Linked DNA regions of Homo sapiens: region 1 is linked to region 2. A link is an interaction called in ENCODE POLR2A ChIA-PET data of the cell type or tissue named here. Cell type or tissue: A673. All regions are shown on one strand. Links, peaks and the distances in the headings refer to the core of each region. The heading gives the core; the rest is flanking DNA.

Region 1 (10,538 bases), core at 3,142-7,141, 150 kb after region 2:
CAAGTAGCTGGGATTATAGGTGCGTGCCACCACACCCGGCTAATTTTTTTGTATTTTTACAAAAAAAAATACAGGTAGAGACAGAGTTTCGCCATGTTGCCCAGGCTGGTCTTGAACTCCTGACCTCAGGTGATCTGCCCACCTTGGCAGGGTTTTGCCACGTTGGCCAGGCTGGTCTCAAACTCCCGACCTCAGGTGATCTGCCCACCTCAGCCTCCCGAAGTGCTGGGATTACAGGCATGAGCCACTGCGCCTGGCCTAAAAGACACAGTTCTTGATGCCATAATCCCAAATACTGAAATCCCAAAATATCGAAATCCAAACAATATAATTCTGGAAAAAATAATTTTAAAACATTATTTAAAAAATACTTATTTGGGCCAGGTGCGGTGGCTCACTCCTGTAATCCCAGCATGTTGAGAGGCCTAGGTGGGCAGATCACTTGAGCTCAGGAGTTTGAGACCAGCCTGGCCAACATGGCAAAACCCCGTCTCTACTAAAAATATAAAAATTATCTAGGCATGGTTGCAAGTGCCTGTAGTCCCCGCTACTCGGGATGCTGAGGCACGAGAATCACTTGAACATGGGAGGCGGAGGTTGCAGTGAGCTGAGATCATGCCACTGTACTCCAACCTGGGTGACAGAGTGAGATTCTGTCTCAAAAAAAAAAAAAAAAAAAAAAAAAAAAGACACTTGTTTGGCCAGGTACAGAGTCTCACACCTGTAATCTCAGTATTTTGGGAAGCCAAGGTGGGCAGATTGCTTGAGCCCAGGAGTTCAAGATCAGCCTGGGCAACGTGGAGAAACCCTGTCTCTACAAAAAAATACAAAAATTAGCAAGCTAGCGTGCACCTATAGTCCAGCTACTTGGGAGACTGAGGTGGGAGGATCTCTTGGGTCTGGGAGGCAGAGGTTGGAGTGAGCTGTGATGGCGCTGTCTGGGCAACAGAGCAAGACTTTGTCTTCAATAAACAAACAGAAAAACCACTTATTTACCTTTTTTAAAGGGGATTTATTTGAGAAACAAAAACATGACAACACTTCATAGGCCACTTAATATAGTTTGGATATGTGTCCCTGCCCAAATCTCATGTTGAATTGTAATCCCCAATATTGGAAGTGGAGGCTGGTAGGAGGTGATTGGATTATGTGGGTGGATTTTTCATGAATGGTTTAGTACCATCCCCTTGATGCTGTCCTCGAGACGGTGAGCGACTTCTCGCGAGATCTGGCTGTTTTAAAAGTGTGGCACCTCACACTCTCTCTTGCTCAGTCCTCATCATGTGATGTGCCTGTTCCCCCTTTGCCTTCTGCCATGATTGGAAGCTTCCTGAGGCCTTCCTGGAAGCAGGTGCCACTATGCCTCCTGTACAGCCTGCAGAACTGTAAGCCAATTAAATCTCTTTTCTTTTAAGTATTCCTTCATAGCAATGCAGGAACAGCCTAGTACACCACTTTACACAATAAAATAGTAACAAATGTATTTTGCAAGTTTAATCACTCAGTATACTAACCGTAGTTGCATGGGTGTTACATTTTGTAACTGTGGTCCTCTGAAATACCATGATGGACAAACTAGGTCTTTTGATGAGGTAGTAAAAACAAGGATGGGTCATCACTGTGTGTGCAGTCTCCTGAAGAGCAGAGATATTGTTGAATTTTATCTTTCACAAAAACAGTATAAAAAAAGGACATCTCATTGAAGGTTCACCTTTTTTTTTTTTTTTTTTTTTTGAGATGGAGTTTCACTGTTGTTGCTGAGGCTGAAGTGCAATGGTGTGGTCTCGGCTCACTGCAACCTTTGTCTCCTGGGTTCAGGCGATTTTCCTGCCTCAGCCTTCCAAGTAGCTGGGATTACAGGCGCCCCGCCACCACGCCTGGCTAATTTTTGTATTATTAATTTTTGTAGAGACAGGATTTCACCGTATTGGCCAGGCTGGCCTCGAACTCCTGACCTTGGGTGATCTGCCCGCCTTGGCCTCACAAGTGCTGGGATTACAGATGTGAGCCACCGTGCCTGGCCAGTTTCAACTTTTTTTAAAGAGACCATAGTCTTCTAGCTATGTTGCCCATGCTGGAGTGCAGTGACTATTCACAGGCATGATCATAGTGCACTTCAGCCTCAAACTCCTGGCCTCAAGTGATCCTCCTACCTCAGCCTCCCTAGTAGCCGGGACTGACTACAGGTGCTCCACCACACCTGGCTTCTACGTTTTGATGAACACAGCCAGAGCTTACACATGAAGTCAGTGTTGTGATAATGCACTTCTGTGGAGTTCAGTTTGCAAAAAAAAAATGCATAGAATTAATTAGAACTCTCCAAAAGTCTCTACACAATTTATATCTCCAGTATTAGAAATGATGTGAAGATAAAATATATAGCATAGCAAATTGGCACTATGTGTGAAGGAGCAGAAATAATACACCATTGAATAATTTGGCAGGGGAGATTTCTTGTATTTTTTGCCTGTATTTTCACTTCTGCGATCTTCAAAGCACTTGCTCCAGTTTTATTTGCAAAGTGGTTGTGATCCACAAATTTTGTAAGTATATACTGTCTATTTGAAAGCCTGATTATTGCCTGGCCGTTGCAATTTCTGCTTTTGCAGCACCAGTGATAATTAGCTTTTAAACTTTTATCTTTCGCCATTAAGTAGCCGTGTACACTTATCAGAGCCTTTTTGCGAGGGAAGAGTTTCACAGATCTCTTCAATTGTGCTGTAAAGAATAAAGTAAGAAGAACTGATACTCAGCTTCCCCAACACCAAATCTGCATTAGTCAGGGTTCCCTAGGGAGACAGAACCAATAGGATATGTGTATAGATATGAGGGAATTTATTAGGGGAATTGGCTCATATGATTAATGGTGGCTGAGAAGTCCCATGACAGATCATCTGCAGGCTTGAGACCCTGGGATGCCAGTAGCATACCTCAGTCCAAATCCAAAGGCCTCAGAACCAGGGAAGCTAATGGTGTTATCTCTCGGTCCAAGGTCAAAAAGCCTCAGAATTCAGGGGGCCACTGGTTAAGTCCTGGAGTCCAAAGGCTGGCAAGCCTGGAGTTCTGATGTCCAAGGCAGCAGAAGAAAAGTCTGTTCTAGCTCTCAGCAATTCACCTTCTGTGTACTCCCTGGGCTCCTGGCTGATTGGATGATACCCACCAACATAGAGGGCTCTCCTTGCCTACTCAGACTCGCACACTAATCTCTGAAAACATCCTCACAGACACACACACAACACAGTGCTTTACCAGGTTTCTAGGTGTTCCTGTCAAGTTGATAGCTAAAATTAAGTCCACAAATCTATCCTCGGCAACTTGGTACCCATAGGCATCTCCTTAAACCATACTTAATTTCCAGATAATGACAATAGCAAGGTCATAGTTCCACCTAGCATGGTGTAACTATTGTGTACAACCAAAACTATGCAAATTCCCTGCCCCAAAATTCGGCTTTTGGGATTTCATCATTTGGGATTTTAATCTTTTGGGGTTGTGGTTTTAAACATTAGGGATTTTTAGACTTTAGTCTTTTGGGATTTTAACATTCAGGATTATGGCATTTGGGATTATGATTGGTACTGATTGCAGACAGTTTTTGCTAAATCTAGTGTTTAGATATAGCAGCAAAATAATTTCTATGTATATTTAATCACTGATGTAGTAAATCAGTAGTTAATATTTACAGATCCCTTACCCAGTACCAGGCACAGTGCACGTTTTATATTCATTATTTAATTCTCTCAGAATAACCCAATAAAGTCAGTATTTTATCTGTAAAACGGGGATAAAGAAACAGACTGAAGAGAGATTCATTCATTTGGAAGAGGTTCCTCAGCCACCAAGTGATAGAGCCAGGGCTGGCATGCAACTCTATGTGGCTTCAAAACCTGTTTCTCCCTTTTAGTGTAAAATGTATACTTTGTAAAAATGTACACCATGTGGCTGCTGCTTTCTCCCCACACTGACAGGCTTTCCCTGCCCACCTGAGCCCAGGCAGCGCCCACATGAGTACGTGCTCTCTCCCTCAGCCCTGTTCTCCCTTCACAGCAATTATCTGACAGTCTTGTCTTGTATCTGTTTCCTTCACAAAATGTAAGCACCATGGGATGGAAACTTTGCCTACTCCATCCCTGTCTGCATCCATGTTTCCTAGAGTAGTGCCTGACACACAGTAGGAGCCAACATATTTGTTGTAAAGGCTATGAACCAGAAGGTTGTATCAGTCTACAATATTCACTTTTTAAGTCACTTCTGTAGAACAGACTATTAATTTTTTCTTTCTAGTTAGTGATTTTAAGTGAGGAAATTGAAGAGAGGTGTCTTGAAGAGATGCGGAGGAACCAGTCAAGTAGGAGACAGGTCAAGGCTTGTGGAAGTAGAGATTGGTAGTGGTTTAAATGAGCATGGTGCTGGACCTGCCTGAGCTCTTGTAGCTTCGTGAATAGTAACCTTTCTTCCCCAGTCCCTGGTCTAGTGTCTTCCCAACTACTGCCAGAAAATCTTCTGAAAGGTAGCTCTTGTCGTATCCTTTTCATTTGTGTACTGAGTTAAATTTAGACACCTTGCCTTGGTCTTCAGGGTTCCATGGTAGGACCCTGCCCTGCCTCTCTAACCACATCTCCTGGTTTCCCCAGTTGTATCCTCTGCTGCAGCTCGGTGTCCCCAGAGGTGCCTTTATTTCCAGGTCTGGGTCCGTGTCCTCTTTTCTGTTCTCCATCTTATCTTTTTTTTTTTTTTTTTTGAGATGGAGTCTCGCTCTATCACCCAGGCTGGAGTGCAGTGGCACCATCTCGGCTCACTGCAAGCTCCGCCTCCCGGGTTCATGCCATTCTCCTGCCTCAGCCTCCTGAGTAGCTGGGATTACAGGCGCCTGCCACCACGCCAAGCAAATTCTTATATTTTTAGTAGAGATGGGATTTCACCATGTTGACCAGGCTGGTCTCTAACTCCTGACCTCAGGTGATCCACCTGCCTCGGCCTCCCAAAGTGCTGGGATCACAGGTATGAGCCACCGCGTGCAGCCTGTTCTCCATCTTTTGAGATAGTTATATTTCAAGGCCTTTCTCAAATGTTACTTTTCTCCATGAAATCTAACATTCCCTTAACTGGATGTTTCCTTCATGACGTTTGTAATTTTCTGGTGCACCTTTAATCTTTGCTTTTTGCTTTTTATTATACCTTTCTTTTTTCCTTTTTTTTTTTTTTTTAATTTTTTGAGACAGAGTCTTGCTCTGTCCCCCAGGCTGGAGTGCAGTGGCGCAATCTCGGCTCACTGCAACCCCTGCTTCCCAGGTTCAAGCAGTTCTCCTGCATCAGCCTCCCAAGTAGCTGGGATTACAGGCACCCGCCACCACGCCTGGCTAATTTTTGTATTTTTGGTAGAGATGGCGTTTCACCATGTTGGCCAGGCTGGTCTCAAACTCCTGACCTCGTGATCTGCCTGCCTCAGCCTCCCAAAATGCTGGGATTACAGGCGTGAGCCACCGTGCCCAGCCTATTATACCTTTCTAAATGTGTTCTTGCCCTCCTTCCCCAGTCCTCCCTGAGGGCAAGATTATGGTATTGGCACTTGCCGTATCCTCTACGGTGCATTGAACACATGAACAAGCAATCATTTTAGAGGTAGAGAAAAACACGTACGAGAAAAAGGCAAACAATGGTATTTAGTTTTGGTGTAGGGAAGACTTGTCCTTTTCCAAGGATTAGTTTTGGTGGTCAGGAAGCTTTTTGAAGCCAGGAGAAACAATGTAGGTAAAGAATTAAGTATATTGAGGCCAGGCCTGGTGACTCATGCCTGTATCCCAGCACTTTGGGAGGCCGAGGCGGATGGGTCACTTGAGGTGAGGTAAAGAGTTTAAGACCAGCCTGGCCAACATGGCGAAACCCTGTCTCTACCAAAAATACGAAAGTTAGCTGGGCGTGGTGGCATGCGCCTGTAACGCCAGCTACACGGAGGCTGAGGTAAGAGAATCACTTGAACCTGGTAGGTGGAGGTTGCAGTGAGCCAAGATCACACCAGTGCACTCCAGCCTGGGTGACAGAGTGAGACTCCATCTCAGAAAAAAAAGAAAAAAGAAAAAGAATTAAGCAAATTGGGTCTAGTATTTTAGAGTAGAAGAAAAGAAACCAAATGGGGAAACGACTGAGAAGCACCATTTTTCAGAGTTTGGGGATGAGTCCTAGTACTTGTCCTCAGGGTGTTCAACAGTATTGTGTGGGAAACAGACAACTAGATCATTGATAATACGTTGTAAAAATTTGACCATAGAGCTGGCTGTGGTGGCTCATGCCTGTAATTCCATCTATTCAGGGGCTGAGGTGGGAGGATTGCTTGAGGCGAGGAGTTGGAGACCAGTCTGGGCAACGTAGTGAGACCTTCTCTCCAAAAAATACATAAATAAAATTTAAAAATAAAATTGGCCATAGAGAGGGAAAGGCGCTAGAAAACATTGGTTAATTCTACCAAAGCTTAGTAAGAGCTAGTGATCTTAGCAAAATTGAGGTCCTGAGCAGGTGGGCAGAAAGGTTGACATCGCGCTGGAGGAAGCTGTCTTAGGGTGAATACATGAATTGTCTTGACCCCCTTAAAAGGGCATTGCAGAAGGTATCACAATATTTTAGGAAGATGATGGTGAAAGGTTAGTTTTTAGTACTAGGACTCAGTTCTTAAGGGAGAAGTAGGTCAGTGTTCAAAGAAACAATATTTAATTTAGTGTTAGAAACCTCCCAGATAGCATCTTGTTCTTCCACGTTTCATGTTTTTGCAGGGCCGAGATGAGTAGCCATGGGAATGAGACAGGAGTAAAGGAGGCTGGACACAGTAGTTGACGCCTACAATGGGATGCTAGGTGGGAGGATCACTTGAACCCAGGTGTTGGAGACCAGCCTGGGCAGCATAGTGAGACCTCGTCTCTACAAAATTAAAAATAGCCGGGCATAGTGGTGCATGCCTGTAGTCCCAGCTACAAAGAGAAAAAAAGGAGTAAGGGAGATAACTAAAGGGGAAGACTATGTAATGAATTACTTGCTCTTGCATGTCCTAGGTTCTTCTCAGTTACACCTTTTTAGAGATTTTTTTTCTTTTTCTTTTTCTCTTCTGAGACAGGATCCGGCTCTGTTGCCCAGGCTGGAGTGCAGTGGCATGATCACGGCTCACTGCAATCTCCGCCTCCCAGGCTGAAGCAAATCTTGTGCCTCAACCACCCCAGTAGCTAGGATTACAGGTGCGCACCACCATGCCCAGCTGATTTTGGTATTTTTTTTTGTAGAGATGGGGTTTCGCCATGTTGTCCAGGCTGGTCTTGAACTCCTGAACTCAAGTGATCCTCCTGCCTCAGCCTCCCAAAGTGTTGGGATTACAGGTGTGAGCCACTGCGCCCAGCCAGATTTTTTTAAATTGATATGAAATTCACGTGACAAAATTAATCATTTTTAAGCGAACACTCGAGTGGCGTTTGCTGCATTCACAATGTGTGCACCCATAACAACCTGTATCTAGTCCCAAAGTAAACCTGCTACCCATTAAGCAGTTACTCCCCTTGCCCTCTTCTGCCAGTCCTTTGCAACCACCGATCTGCTTTCTGTTTTTAGATTTACTTCTTTTGGATATTTCATTAGATGGAATCGTACAATATGTGACCTTTCATGTCTGACTTCTTTCACTTAGCGCGTAGTGTTTTGAGATTTATCTACATTGTATTGTGTATGAGTACTTCATTCCTTTTCATGGCTGAATACATACTCAGTTTTATGTATATACCACAATCTGTTCATCCGTTCATCTGTTGATGGACATTTCGGTTGTTTCCACCTTTTGGCTATTTTGAATAGTGCTGCTATGAACATGTGTGTATATCTATTTGTTTGGATACCTGTTTTCACTTATTTTGAGTATATACCTAGGAATGGAGTTGCTGGATCGTGTAATTCTGTATTCAACTTTTTGAAGAACCACCAGACTTTTTCACAGTGGCTGAATATTTTATATTCCCATGTGTGGCCCAGGCTGGAGGGCAGTGGCATGATCGTGGATCACTACAGGCTTCACTCACTGGGCTCGAGTGATTCTCTTGCTTCAGCCTCCCAAATAGCTGGGATTACAGGTATGTGCCACCATACCTGTCTAATTTTTGTATTTTTATAGACAGGGTCTCACCATGGTTGGCCAGGCTGGTCTCCTAACTCCTGGCTTCAAGTGATCCAGTGTGCCTGGCCCCCACCAGCAATATGTGAGGGTTCCAGTCTCTCCACATCATCACCAACACTTGTAATTTTTTGTTTTCTTTCCTATAGCCATACCTATGGGTATGAAGTGCTGTGTCATTGTGGTTCATTTTTCCTGATACATTAACTTTTTAAGAGAAATGTTAGTAGACTTTATTGCTTAGAGCAGTTTTAGGTTTACAGAAAAAATGAGCAATAAGAGAGTTCCTGTTTACCCTCCCTCAATCCAACCATAGGTTCCACTATTACTAATATCTCATATTAGTGTGGTGCATTTGCTACACTTGATATACAGTATTGATATTTTATTATTAACTCAAGTCCAGTTCATATTTGACCTTTTTTTGTTTGTTTTTGAGAGGGAGTCTTGCTCTGTTGCCCAGGCTGGAGTGCAGTGGTGTGATCTCAGCTCACTGCAACCTCCACCTCCAGGGTTCAAGCGATTCTCCTGCCTCAGCCTTCTGAGTAGCTGGGATTACAGGCACCCACCACCATGCCTGCTAATTTTTATATTTTTAGTAGAGACAGGGTTTCACCGTGTTGGCCAGGCTGGTCTCAAATTTCTGACGTCAAGTGATCAGTCCACCTCAGCCTCCCAAAGTGCTGGGATTACAGGCGTGAGCCATCATGCCTGACTTTTTTTTTTTTTTTTTTTTTTTTTTTTTGAGACAGTGTCTTGCTCTGCCAGCCAGTGCAGTGGTACAATCATAGCTCGCAGTAACCTTGAGCTGCTGGATTCAGGTGAGATTACAGGTGCTAGCCACAGCAACTGACTTGAGTTCATTCTTTGTTGTATATTCTGTGGGTTTGGACAAATGCATAATGTCTTACATCTGCTAATACAGTATTATACAGAATTGTTTCACTATCCCAGGAGTCACCTGTACTCTCTCCGTATTCATCCTTCCCCCTCTTCCCTTGGATCCTTGGTAATCATTGATCTTCCTACTGACTTTACAGTTTGGTGTTTTCCAGAATATTATATAGCTAAAGTCATGTAGCCACTTCAGATTCATGTCTTTCACTTAGCAATAATCATTTAAGGTTCCTGCATGTCTTTTTTCTTTTTTTGAGACAGAGTCTTGCTCTGTCACCCAAGCTGAAGTGCAGTGGTGCGATCTCCACTCACTGCAACCTCTGCCTCCTGGGTTCAAGTGATTCTCCTGCCTCAGTCTCCCGTGTAGCTGGGATTACAGGTGCCCACCACCACCCTTGGCCAAGTTTTGTATTTTTAGTAGAGATGGGGTTTCACCATGTTGGCCAGGCTGGTCTTGAACTCCTGACCTCAGGTGATCCGCGTGCCTCAGCCTCCCAAAGTGCTGGGATTATAGGTGTGAGCCACCTCGCCTGGCCGGGTAGAGAGATCTTCACAGTTGAAAATACCTCTTCTAAATCCTTGACTTTGAGCTCCTCACGTGCTGAGAGTGTTGTAAGTTCGTCTATATAGTATACCCTATGATAACCCCTAATATGACCACAATAGATATTTAATTGTGGTGGTACTATACTTACAGAACAGGTTCATGTTATTTTTGGAAGACATTCTAGATAATAGAGACCATCTGTTTTGTATTCACCAAGATTCTTGATTCTTTGGTGATATCTCTTATTTGTTCTGGAAAATTCCCAATACTTCTCCTCACTTACTGCCTTGCCTCCATTCCCTTCTCATTCTAAGAGTCCACCCATACAGGGATACATTCAACCTTGTAGTCACCCTTTCTTTTCTGTTTTTTTTTTTTTTTTTTTTTTTTTGAGGCGAAGTCTCGCTCTGTCGCCCAGGCTGGAGTGCGGTGGTGCGATTTCGGCTCACTGCAACCTCCGCCTCCTGGGTTCAAGTGATTCTTCTGCCTCGGCCTCCCGAGTAGCTGGGACTTACAGGCACTTATTACCACGCCTGGCTAATTTTTTGTATTTTTAGTAGACACGGGGTTTCACTGTGTTAGCCAGGATGGTCTCGATCTCCTGACTTCCTGATCTGCCCGCCTAAGCCTCCTAAAGTGCTGGGATTAAATGGCATCCATTACAAGTGTTTTTTTTCTTTTCTATTTTTCATTCTGGGTAGATTACTTTGACCTGTTTTCAGTTAATCAGTCTTCTCTTTGACTAATCTGCGTTTTTTTGAGACAAGAGTCTCACTCTTTCGCCCAGGCTGGGGTGCAGTGCAGTGGCACGATCTTGGCTCTCACTGCACCCTCTGCCTCCTGGGTTCAAGCAGTTCTTGTGCCTTAACCTCTCGAGTAGCTGGGACCACAGGTGTGTGCCCCTACACCTGGCCAATTTTTGTACTTTTAGTAGAGATGGAGTTTCACCAT
Region 2 (10,538 bases), core at 3,611-7,610:
ACTGGGCTTCAGGCACAGGTGACAAGGGACTCCCCCCGCCTGCGGACCCCCACCCAGGCTTACAGGAGTGACCCACACAAGTGCCCTCTGTGTACACGAAACACAGTAGGCAAGGAACAGAACGGGGCCAGGCGAGATCTTAACCTTGAGCCCCCCATTTGCTGAGCAACGTCAGCTCCTGCCCTACAAAGATGGGACCGGACCGTAGAAACTGGATCACAGTATTAGTAAAGGAGGGGACAAAGCTCAGAGCCCTGGGCTTGAGTTCTGGTCCCTGCTCCCTCCCCTCCAGGATGGCCTCAGTGACTCCTGCCTTCCTCTTCCTCCTCTCACCACCCTGCCTGTGCTTCCAGGAATGTCTGCAAAGTGTCTCGTGTGTGCCATCACTAGGCTAAGTGCCAACAGGGTGAAAGCAAGCCCTCTTGTCAGGTTTGGATCCTCTCTGAGCCTCAGTTTCCTCCTCTGGAAATGGGATAAGGAGGGTAGACCCTGCCCACTAAGTGAACATGGAAGGAGAGCACTTTTTTTTTTTTTTTTTTTTGAGATGGAGTTTTACTCTTTGCCTAGGCTGGAGTACAATGGTGCGACCTTGACTCACTGCACCTCCGCCTCTCAGATTCAAGTGATTCTCCTGCCTCAGCCTCCCAAGTAGCTGGGATTACAGACGTGCGATACCACGCCTGGCTAATTTTGTATTTTTAGTAGAGACTGGGTTTCACCATGTTGGCCAGGCTGGTCTCAAACTCCTGACATCAGGAGATCTGCAGGAGAGCACTTCTGAAGCACCAGTTGGGTGCCTGACACACAGCAGAAGCTTTCTGCTGCCCACACACCCTCTGTACCTGGGGAGAACGGCTGATGTGAGAGCCTGGGCTGGAAGGGAAAGAGAACCCGGAGGCCAGAGCAGCTGCTGCGTTTGCATTGCTAAAGCAGCCCTGGGAGCCCCTGGTTCGCTGTGGATGCCCCTGATGGCAGCGGCAGGATGGGGTAAGGAGAGAGTCCAGGAGAAAGAGGCTCCCTCCAGGCACAGAGGACCCGGGAGCACCTGCAGTGGTGGATAAATGAATTGAAGCTGGAAACTACCAACCAGAAGTGGCAGAGGGTGGACCCGAACCGCGGTTGGCAGCTTTGGGGACAGTGAGGACAAAGAGCAGAGTGTGCGACTCCACTGGGGCAAGTCTGGAAGAATGGCATTGCCTCCCGGGGCAATGCCTGCACCTGACTTCTGCAAAGGCCAGCAGGGAGGGCACGGAGCTCACACCCCCGGGAAGATGGGAGCTGGAGGGTGGTAAGAACTGGTGATGCATGAAGTCTGCCCGGAGGGGCTGGGGCAGGAGGGATGGGGGTAGAGCCCAGGAATGGATGACCCACAGGTGGCACAGTCAGCCCTGCCCGCAGGCCCTTCAACAGCAGAGGCTTCCCAGGCCCTCCTTGTTCTCTGTATTTCGGCACCTGGGATCCCTCCCAGAGATCTCCTTCTTTGCTTTCTGGATCCAGCTCCCATGTACCCAGCTCAGAGAGGCCCTCTCTGACACCATGGCTTTCTTCCCTGACACCTCTTTTGCCTCTGCCCTCGTCATCTGTAGGTCCCCTGAGCTTACTCCATCTCTTCGTCAAGGCCAGCTGTGTGAGGCCGGGTGCCTCTCGGCCTGTTCCCTGCCCAAGCCCCAGCCTCTAGCACAGGTCCCCTGACATAGTAGGCCCTCAATAAACATTTGCTGAAGGGCTTACCATTTATAGGGCCCTTTCACACCTGTCATTAAATTCATTCATTCAGGCTGGGTACAGTGGCTCACGCCTATAATCCCAGCACTTTGGGAGGCTCAGGTTGGCTGATCACCTGAGGTCGGGAGTTCAAGACCAGCCTGGCCAACATGGCAAACCCCCACCTGTACTAAAAATACAAATTAGCCGAGAGGCGGAGGTTGCAATGAGCCGAGATTGCACCACTGCACTCCAGCCTGGGCGACAGAGCTGAGCACCTACTATGTGTCAGGCCCTGTACAGAGGCTGGGAACACAGCAAGCTAAACTCTTAGCTGGGGAGATCAGCTGTTATGCTGTCATGACCTGTTCAGGAAGAAAGGAAGTAGAAATCAGCAGGGGGCTTAAAAGCACAGAGTTGGGCCTTCGTTCAGTTCCAGCTCTGCCACTTACCAACCTCTGCGAGCTTGAGCTGGGTGCTCCAGGCTTCGGTTTCCCCAGTGGGGATGCCAAACAGAGGAGCTGTGTCATGGGGTTGTAGAAGGCACAGAGGGGGCCGGGCGTGGTGGCTCACGACTATAATCCCAACACTTTGGGAGTCCGAGGTGGGTGGTCACAAGGTCAGGAGTTCAAGATCAGCCTGGCCAAGATGGTGAAACCCTGTCTCTACTAAAAATACAAAAAAAAAATTAGCCGGGCATGGTGGTAGGCTCCTGTAATCCCAGTTACTCGGGAGGCTGAGGCAGAGAATTGCTTAAACCTGGGAGGCGGAGGATGCAGTGAGCCTGGATTGCGCTACTGCACTCCAGCCTGGGTGACAGAGCAAAACTCCATCTCAAAAAAAAAAAAAAAAAAAAAAGAAGGCACAGAGGGACCGGTGTGGGTCTGAGGCGCTTTGAGTACCAGGAGAGGTCTCTCTCTTGAGAAGGCAGCAATCGCCATGATTCCTGCCATGAGAGTAGGTTTGGGGGCTCCTGCCTGACTTGAGGGGTCAAAGTGGTGTTCCCAGAGCAGGCGCTCCCTGCGGCTGGCCCGTCCTCATCCTCATCCTCTCATGGCATTGGGCACAGCAGGCCTCCCGCCTCACAGCACACTCCGCCTCTTGGTACCAGGACAACATGCCCTCCTTGTTCTGTCCCACCCCATAGGCAGCTTTGCTGGGTCACCCCCCTCTTGGTGACCTCTAAATTCTGGCACATCCCGGGCCCCTTCCTCCGAGCCCTTCCGCGCTCTGTGTGTGCTCCTGCAGCAAAGTTTCTGCTCTGCGGGTGGCATTCCCTGTCCACAGATGCTGCTGCTCAGACCCCTCCCCAAGCTCCAGACCATGGTCCACAGCCCCACGTGGGGGCCTGAGGGTGCCGCCACCTCATGCGTCCAGAGCAGTGCTCAGTCCCCGAGTCCTCTGCGTCCCAGCACACGTGCTCCAGATGCTCAGGCCCAAGCCTTGGAGTTGTGCTCGGCTCTTCTCTCTCCCCACATCCATCCCTCAGCAAGCCCTGCACTCAGTCTGTCCCGGATCCAGCCCCTTCCCCGGGGCTTCCTAGGCGTCCCAGGCTGGGCTCCATCACCCTCTCCTGGAATATAGGTCTCTGCTGCCACACCCTGGCTTCTGTCACAACCTGGCGTCTGTCTTTATGCTGTCTGTCCTGCCATAGCATAGCCCCTGTAGGCGGGGGACTTAGTGTCCCCAGCACCTGGGGGAGCCTGGCACGCAGTGCATGCTTGTGGAAGGAATGACAGGATAAATGCATGCGAGGACCTGGAAGATAAGGCAGAAGTGGCCAGGATGTGAGGTGGGCAAGGCCACATTATTGCTCCCATTTTACAGAGCAGGAAGCTGAGGCCCAACAGGCTTCCTGAGCTGCTGATGGCAGCACCCCTGGTGTGCACAGCTGGATCTCAGCCCAGGCCTGGTGACTCCCTGTCCCACCACCATCTACTAGGGAGGGGAGACTTGGACCACAGAGAGCTGGGCGTGTTGGGAGAAGCCACACTCGTGATTCATCTGAAAATCACAGTTGAAAGGCAAATGTTGGCCCCGAGGACAGAGCGCTCAGTGGGCAGGGATGGGCAGGGAGCAAAGCAGCCCCACCCCCATAATGTAATGTGAGTTTTCAAGAAGGCTCCCTCCCTCCTCCACGGGACCCCTTGCCCCGGCCCAGCCTCCCCAGCACCCCCAGGAGGCCTCTCTCCTGGAGATCCTGCCTCCTCCCCTTGCCAGCCCCAACCTACAGTCCACCCCGCATCTGTGGCAGCAGAGGGAGGTTTATACAATGCAACTGCAGCCACTTCCCTGGTGGCCCCCACTGCCCTTCGGGTAGACACCATGGCATTTGGCCTTTCGTGGCCCCACCCGTGCCAGCCTGTGGCTCATCTCCTCCTTTCTGTCTAACTGTCCATTCTTCTGTGCATCCATGACACTCCTGCCCCCGAGCTGTTCGCAATGTCTAAGATACCTTCTTAGACTGGGAGAGCTTTGAAGTTCCTCCCGTGTCTTCAGAAGACAGCGCAAGATGGCCCTGAGACGTCTGCTTCAGTCCCCTGCAGACTTGGGGCCCCTTCTTGGGATCCCCAGTGGCACTCACTTCTCTGGCAACCCCATCAGTCTCACTGACAGAGCCTCGAGGCCAGGCGTGGGTCTTGTTCACCACAGGGTCTTCCATGCCCAGCCCAGGCCCAGCGCGTAGGAGGGCCAGGGAGGGACACCAAGAGCTAACTGAGCTCCAGGGACCTTGCTTTCCAGCCCCGGCAGGTCCAAAGAGCTGAGCCCAGGTCAGCCTCGCGGGAGACCCACTGCCCATGAGCTCACATCCTCAGCCCTGGTGGTGTCCAGGTCGGCCAGCTCAGCGAAGAGACAGACACTAGGTCCCCAGCTGCCTTGACAAGAGGAGGCACTGAGGTGCACTGGGGCAGACCACTACCTCTGACTGTGACGGTGCCCTCAAGAAGCAGGTGGTGCAGGGGAGGCAGCCCTGGATTTGAGGACACACATCTGGGTTTGATCCAAGGACAGCCTTTTACCAGCTGGACAAGCCTCAGCTTCCCCCTCCTGTTTTTGTTTTGTTTTGTTTTTGAGATAGAGTCTCACTCTTTTTGCCCAGGCTGGAGTGCAATGGTGCAATCTCAGCTCACTGCAACCTCCACCTCCCAGGTTCAAGCAATTCTCTGCCTCAGCCTCCCGAGTAGCTGGGACTACAGGTGCTCACCACCACACATGGCTAATTTTTGTATTTTTAGTAGAGATGGGGTTTCACTATGTTGGCCAGGCTGGTCTCGAACTCCCGACCTCAAGTGATCCACCCACCTTGGCTTCCCAAAGTGCTAGTATTACAGACATGAACCACTGCACCTGGCCCCCTGTCTGTTAAACGGGCAATTCCATGCCCACCTCCTCTGGCTGTTATGAGAATTAAATGAAAATAAGGACAAGTCCCAGCAGACTTCGTAAACTGTCAAGTGCTACACAGACGCCAGCACTGCTCTGTGTCTGTGAGGCTCACACGTTCTAACTAAGCAGAGGAGTCAAAACTCCAGCTCCTGTCTCGTCAATATCTTGGTGAAACACAGACCTGGATTCAAATCTTGCCTCTGCCACTTCCTGGCTGCGTGGCCTCGGCAAGTCACCTGCCTTCTCTGAGCCTTCACTCCCTCATGTACAGAACAGAGAGGATGGAAAGATTCACCTGCGGTTTGTGGAGGGCGCGTGAGAGAAGGCAGGTCAGGTGTTGAGAACCCTACCTGGCTCCATGCTCTGAGCCATTATGTGCTGTGACTGGGGGTGGCGCCGGCTTCTGCCTGCGAGTTAAGTAGCTCTCAGCAGCTAATCCCGCAGTAAATGGGCTGGGGTTTGGCAGGAGGCCAGGGTTTTTAATTAGCTTCTGCCCTGAGATGAGGCAGTTGTGGCTCCACTGTCAGCAGTGGCCGTGTGGTGCCTGCAATGAGGGGGGATGTCCAGGCCACCTCCCTCTGCCTCCAGAGGGCTGCCTGTACCGCCTCGTGACTCCCCAGCCTTCACCTTCCCAGCAGGCCCGGCCCAGCCTCCACTGTGACCAGCGGGAGCTTTCTCCAGCACAGCTCTGACCCTGGCGCTCCCACTTCGAGCCCTCAGATGTTTCCTATGCTCTTCATGCAGCCAGCACGGCCACGCCACGCCTGCCCCTCCCAGGCAGGCTCCTCTCTCGGGCCACACACTGACCTTCTCTCTCTCTCTCTTTTTTTCTTTCTTTCTTTTTTTTTTTTTTTTTGAGATGGGATCTCGCTCTGTCTCCCAGGCTGGAGTGCAATGGTGTGATCTCGATTTACTGCAACCTCCGCCCCCTGGGTTCAAGCGATTCTCCTGCCTCACCCTCCCGAGTAGCTGGGATTACAGGCGCCCACAACCATGCCCAGCTAGTTTTTATATTTTTAGTAGAGATGGGGTGTTGCCATGTTGGCCAGGCTGGTCTCAAACTCCTGATCTCAGGTGATCCACCCGACTCGGCCTCCGAGTCCCAAAGTGCTGGGATTACAGGCATGAGCCACCGTGCCTGGCCTATGCTGACCTTCTCCACGTGCCTCCAGACCTCCAGGCCTTGGCACCTGCTGTTCCCTCTACCTGAGGCTCCCTCCTCCCTCTTTTGCTAAATGAACTTCTTGCCCTCAGGATTTCACCTTCAATATCGCTTCTGCCCAGTGGGGCATTGGTTTCCTCCTCATGTGCCAGAGGCTCTGTGCCTGGCAATCAACCCACATACCATGTTTCGGCAAAACCACTGGTTCATCCTCCATCTCTTCACTGGTCCCTAAACTCCAGGAGGGTAGGGACGGTGCCCACCTCCTCACACTGCCTGGCTTGCCAGTGCTATCAAGTGTGTGTTGGTTGAGCAAGGGCCTTCTAAGCAGCACCTCCTAAGCACCAGGCACCTACTCCTTGTGCCCTCATTGTAACTTTGCATCAGTCTCACAAAAGAGGGTTATTGCTGAAGAAACCAAGACCCATGGCCGGGTGCAGTGGCTCACACCTGTAATCCCAGCATTTTGGGACGCCAAGGCGGTGGATCACCTGAGGTCAGGAGTTCGAGACCAGCCTGTCCAACATGGTGACACCTCATCTCTACTAAAAATACAAAATTAGCCGGGCGTGGTGGCACACATGCCCGTAGTCCCAGCTGCTCAGGAGGCTGAGGCGGGAGAATCGCTTGAACCCGGGAGGCAGAGGTTGCAGTAAGCTGAGATTGCACCATTGCACCCCAGCCTGGGCAACAGAGTGAGACTCCATCTCAAATAATAATAATAATAATAATAATAATAATAATAATAATAATAATAAATAAAACCAAGGCCCAGAGGGGAACTGGCTCGCTCGAGGCCAGAGCCAGTGACAGCAGAGGAAGACTGGACACTGGACCTGGCTGGCACCACTAGGGGCCCACCCATGGCTGCTGGCTCGGTCCCTGGGGCCCTGCCCCACTGGCACTGGTCCCAGTAGCTTGGGTCCCTACCAGCCAGGTGCTCTGTCCAGGGACATCACCTCGTGTGGGCCTTTTCCATTTCCTGTGTCTCCAGGTGCAGGAATGGCTTGATGCAGGTCTTGTAGGCATTTGCCATGTTTCCCTGGAGAGGGTGAGTGGGAGGGACTGAGTGATGAATCTCTGTGTGACCTCATGACAATCTGCCATCCTTTCCCCTGGGGGGTCTGTGCGGGGAGGAAGACGAGAGCCACTCATCCCTGGCCCTGACTCCTTTCTCCCTACAGAAGCGGATGCGGGGTCCAGGGAAGGACCCCACCAGGAAGTGCCCAGATCCAAGATCTGCCAGCAGCCCCAAGCAGCATCCTTCAGAATCTGTCTACACAGTGAGTCCCGGGGCCCCCGGCTCCCTCCACCTCTTTCAGGCCTTAGGCAGAGTCTGTCTTGTACCAGGGTCTGTCTGGCTCAGTCTTGTACCAGCTGTGTGGACTCTCCTAGCCTCAAGTTCCTCATCTATAAAATGGGGATAACAATTCTTACCTCATGGAATTTCTCTGAAGCTGAAAAGAGATGACACGTGCAGGGCTCCTGGAAGGCATACGAATGTCAGGTGCCCCCCATGCCCTGTTCCCCTCCTTGGCATGGATCCTCATTCTGGGACAAGGGGTAGTGACGGCACAAGTTGGCGAAGAATGAAGAAAGCTCCTTCATCTGACCAAACAGCTCTTACCACTTCCTCCTGTTTTTATTGTATAAACAACAAAAATCACAAAAAGAGGAAGAGGTCAGGCGCCATCCCACGCCCTTAACACATCAGTGATTTGTAATGATTTGCTCTCTCCCCTCCTGGCACATGCAGATATTATCTTACATGGTCACAATCACAGCGCAGACATGCGTTGGGACCCTGTTTGTTCCACTCTCTGCTGTGTTGTAGGCATTTTCTGAAACAATTTTCCTGGAGATGTGGGTGCATCTCCAGGAAGTGGAAGGTGGGTGCAGCGTAGGGGCCGAGGAGGCCAGGCTGCCCCAGCCTGGCCAGCCAGCCAGCATGCAGCCCTCTGCCCAGCGGCTGGGGCCGGGGAGGGCTGGGAACACTCTTTTTGCTACGTTCCTTTCGGCTCCACGAACAACATATGCTCCAAGTAGAGCAAGGGAAGAAGAAATGCCACCCAGTGCCAGCTGGGGTCCCCATCTCGTGAGATCTGGCACCGCCAGGTGGGCTCCCCACTCCACGCCTGGAAGGCACACAGCCCTTCTGGGGCCCTGCAGGTTCCCAGGTGCACGCTCCCCAGGTGCACGCCCCCCAGGTGCACGCCCCCTGGCTGCGATGGTGCTTGGGTTCTGCTCGTACGTGCTGTCGTTTCTGTTCCCACAACATTGACTCACCCTAATAACGCCACAGAACACCACACAGAGGACGCCCAGGATACAGCCTTGTCTGCTGAGGATGGGGCGGGTGGCAGCGAGGCCAAGGAAATGTCCCTGTGGGGCAGTGCCAACAGTTCCAAGTGGAATGTGATGGTTCTCAAAGGGCTTTCAGCTTCCCCATCCTGGGGAGTTTCTGTCAGCCACGGTTTTGCACGTGGCCGGAGACTTCCTCATACTCTCTCCTGTCTCCCAGCATCTCATAGTGGTATTTTCCCTACCAGGGATTCTGGTGTCAACTGTTAGATGAAAATATTTCTCTCTCTCCCTCTCACTCTCACTTTCCCTCTCCCCCAGCATACACATATGTGAGATATATATATATATATATAAAAGAAGAAAATAACCAGCATCCTAATCCCATCTTCTTCCAGGATAAATACTAAGAACATTGACTAATATATTTTCCAGTATTTTTTCTATAAATATATACAAAGAAACCCATACGCACTCACACATACTTCTTTTTTAATTGGAGCAATACAGCTATTTTTTTCATGAACATCTTTCCACGTGAATAAATATCTTTCTATGAGATTATGTTTAACGGAAGAGCTCTTTTGAGCAGAGCTTCTTTTTGCCTGGGTTTCACAGCCTCTAGGATGCAGGCCGACTTCTCTGGAGTGAGGTGAACAGACCTAACTGCCTGCAGAGTTGCAGGCCAGCTTGGAGAGTAGAGGTCATAGAACTTTGCCAAGCCCTTGACATAAGGGTCTACCAACTGGGATTGGGCCTGGGCGGAGAAGAGTGACAGTCACAACGATGATGGTATCAAGAGCCATTTGTTGTGTACCTACTATGTGCCAGGGATCATGGCAGGACTTTACACCTGTTATATTTTATCAATCCTCTTGATAAGGTTTTAGGGTAAAGGTTTTGTCCCCATTTTCACTTTCTTTACTTTTCTTCTTTTCTTTCTTTTTTTTTTTTTTTTGAGCAGAGTCTCGCTCTGTCGCCCAGGCTGGAGTGCAGTGGCACGATCTTGGCTCACTGCAAGCTCTGCCTCCCAGGTTCATGCCATTCTCTTGCCTCAGCCTCCCAAGTAGCTGGGACTACAGGTGCCCGCCACTGCGCCCGGCTAATTTTTTTGTATTTTTAGTAGAGACGGGGTTTCACCATGTTAGCCAGGATGGTCTCGATCTCCTGACCTCGTGGTCCGCCCACCTCAGCCTCCCAAAGTGCTGGGATTACAGGTGTGAGCCACCGCGCCTGGCCTTCCTTTGGATTTTCTACGAACCCAGTCATGTCATCTATGAATAATGCAAGTTTTACTTTTTCCTTTCCAATCCTCATTATTTTATTTTATTTTTATTATTTATATTTATTATTATTTTTTTTTGAGACAGAGTCTTGCTTTTGTCGCCCAGGCTGGAGTGCAACGGTGCAATCTCAGCTCACTTCAACCTCTGTCTCCCCTGTTCAAGCGATTCTCCTGTCTCAGCCTCCTGAGTAGCTGGGATTACAGGAGACCACCACCATACCTGGCTAATTTTTTTGTATTTTTAGTAGAAATGGGGTTTTGCCATGTTGGCCAGGCTGGTCTCGAACTCCTGACTTCAGGTGATCCACCCGCCTCGGCCTCCTAAAGTGCTGGGATTACAGGCGTGAGCCACCACGCTTGGCCTGTTTTATTTTTTTTTTTGAGACAGGGTCTTTCTCTGTCACTCAGGCTGGAGTGCAGTGGTGTGATCTTGGCTTACTTCAACCTCCACCTCCCGGTCTCCAGCTATCTTCCCACCTCAGCCTCCCGGGTGGCTGGGACTATGAGTGTGAGACACTGCACTTGGCTAATTTTTTAATTTTTTGTAGAGACAAGGTCTCACTATATTGCCCAGGCTGGTTTTGAGTTTTTTAATTTTTTGTAGAGACAAGGTCTCACTATATTGCCCAGGCTGGTTTTGAGTTCCTGGGCTCAAGTGATCCTCCCACCTTGGCCTCTCAAAGTGCTGGGATTACAGGC

Evidence for each region. ChIA-PET counts read pairs that join two places held together with the same protein. Peaks named below come from ENCODE experiments on the same cell type or tissue, not always from the same donor. Only the 100,000 strongest peaks of a DNase experiment are listed, where the experiment ranks them.
Region 1: POLR2A ChIA-PET joins it to region 2 with 6 read pairs; 2 of 35 experiments call an interaction of 5 or more read pairs at or near these places.

Annotation. Positions count from the first base shown.
Region 1 is chr22:42,241,643-42,252,180 of GRCh38, reverse strand. The region is part of intron 1 of TCF20 (transcription factor 20); the gene reads left to right. Among named protein-coding and RNA genes, the nearest start is that of TCF20, 24 kb to the left of the region's middle. In A673, for the core only: no CTCF peak of the experiment used is centred there; no DNase peak of the experiment used is centred there.
Region 2 is chr22:42,394,856-42,405,393 of GRCh38, reverse strand. It overlaps NFAM1 (NFAT activating protein with ITAM motif 1), which reads left to right. Exons shown (of 6, transcript NM_145912.8): 4 at 7,438-7,536. Among named protein-coding and RNA genes, the nearest start is that of LINC01315, 31 kb to the right of the region's middle. RefSeq lists a silencer at 8,277-8,571. In A673, for the core only: no CTCF peak of the experiment used is centred there; a DNase peak (open chromatin) is centred at 5,533.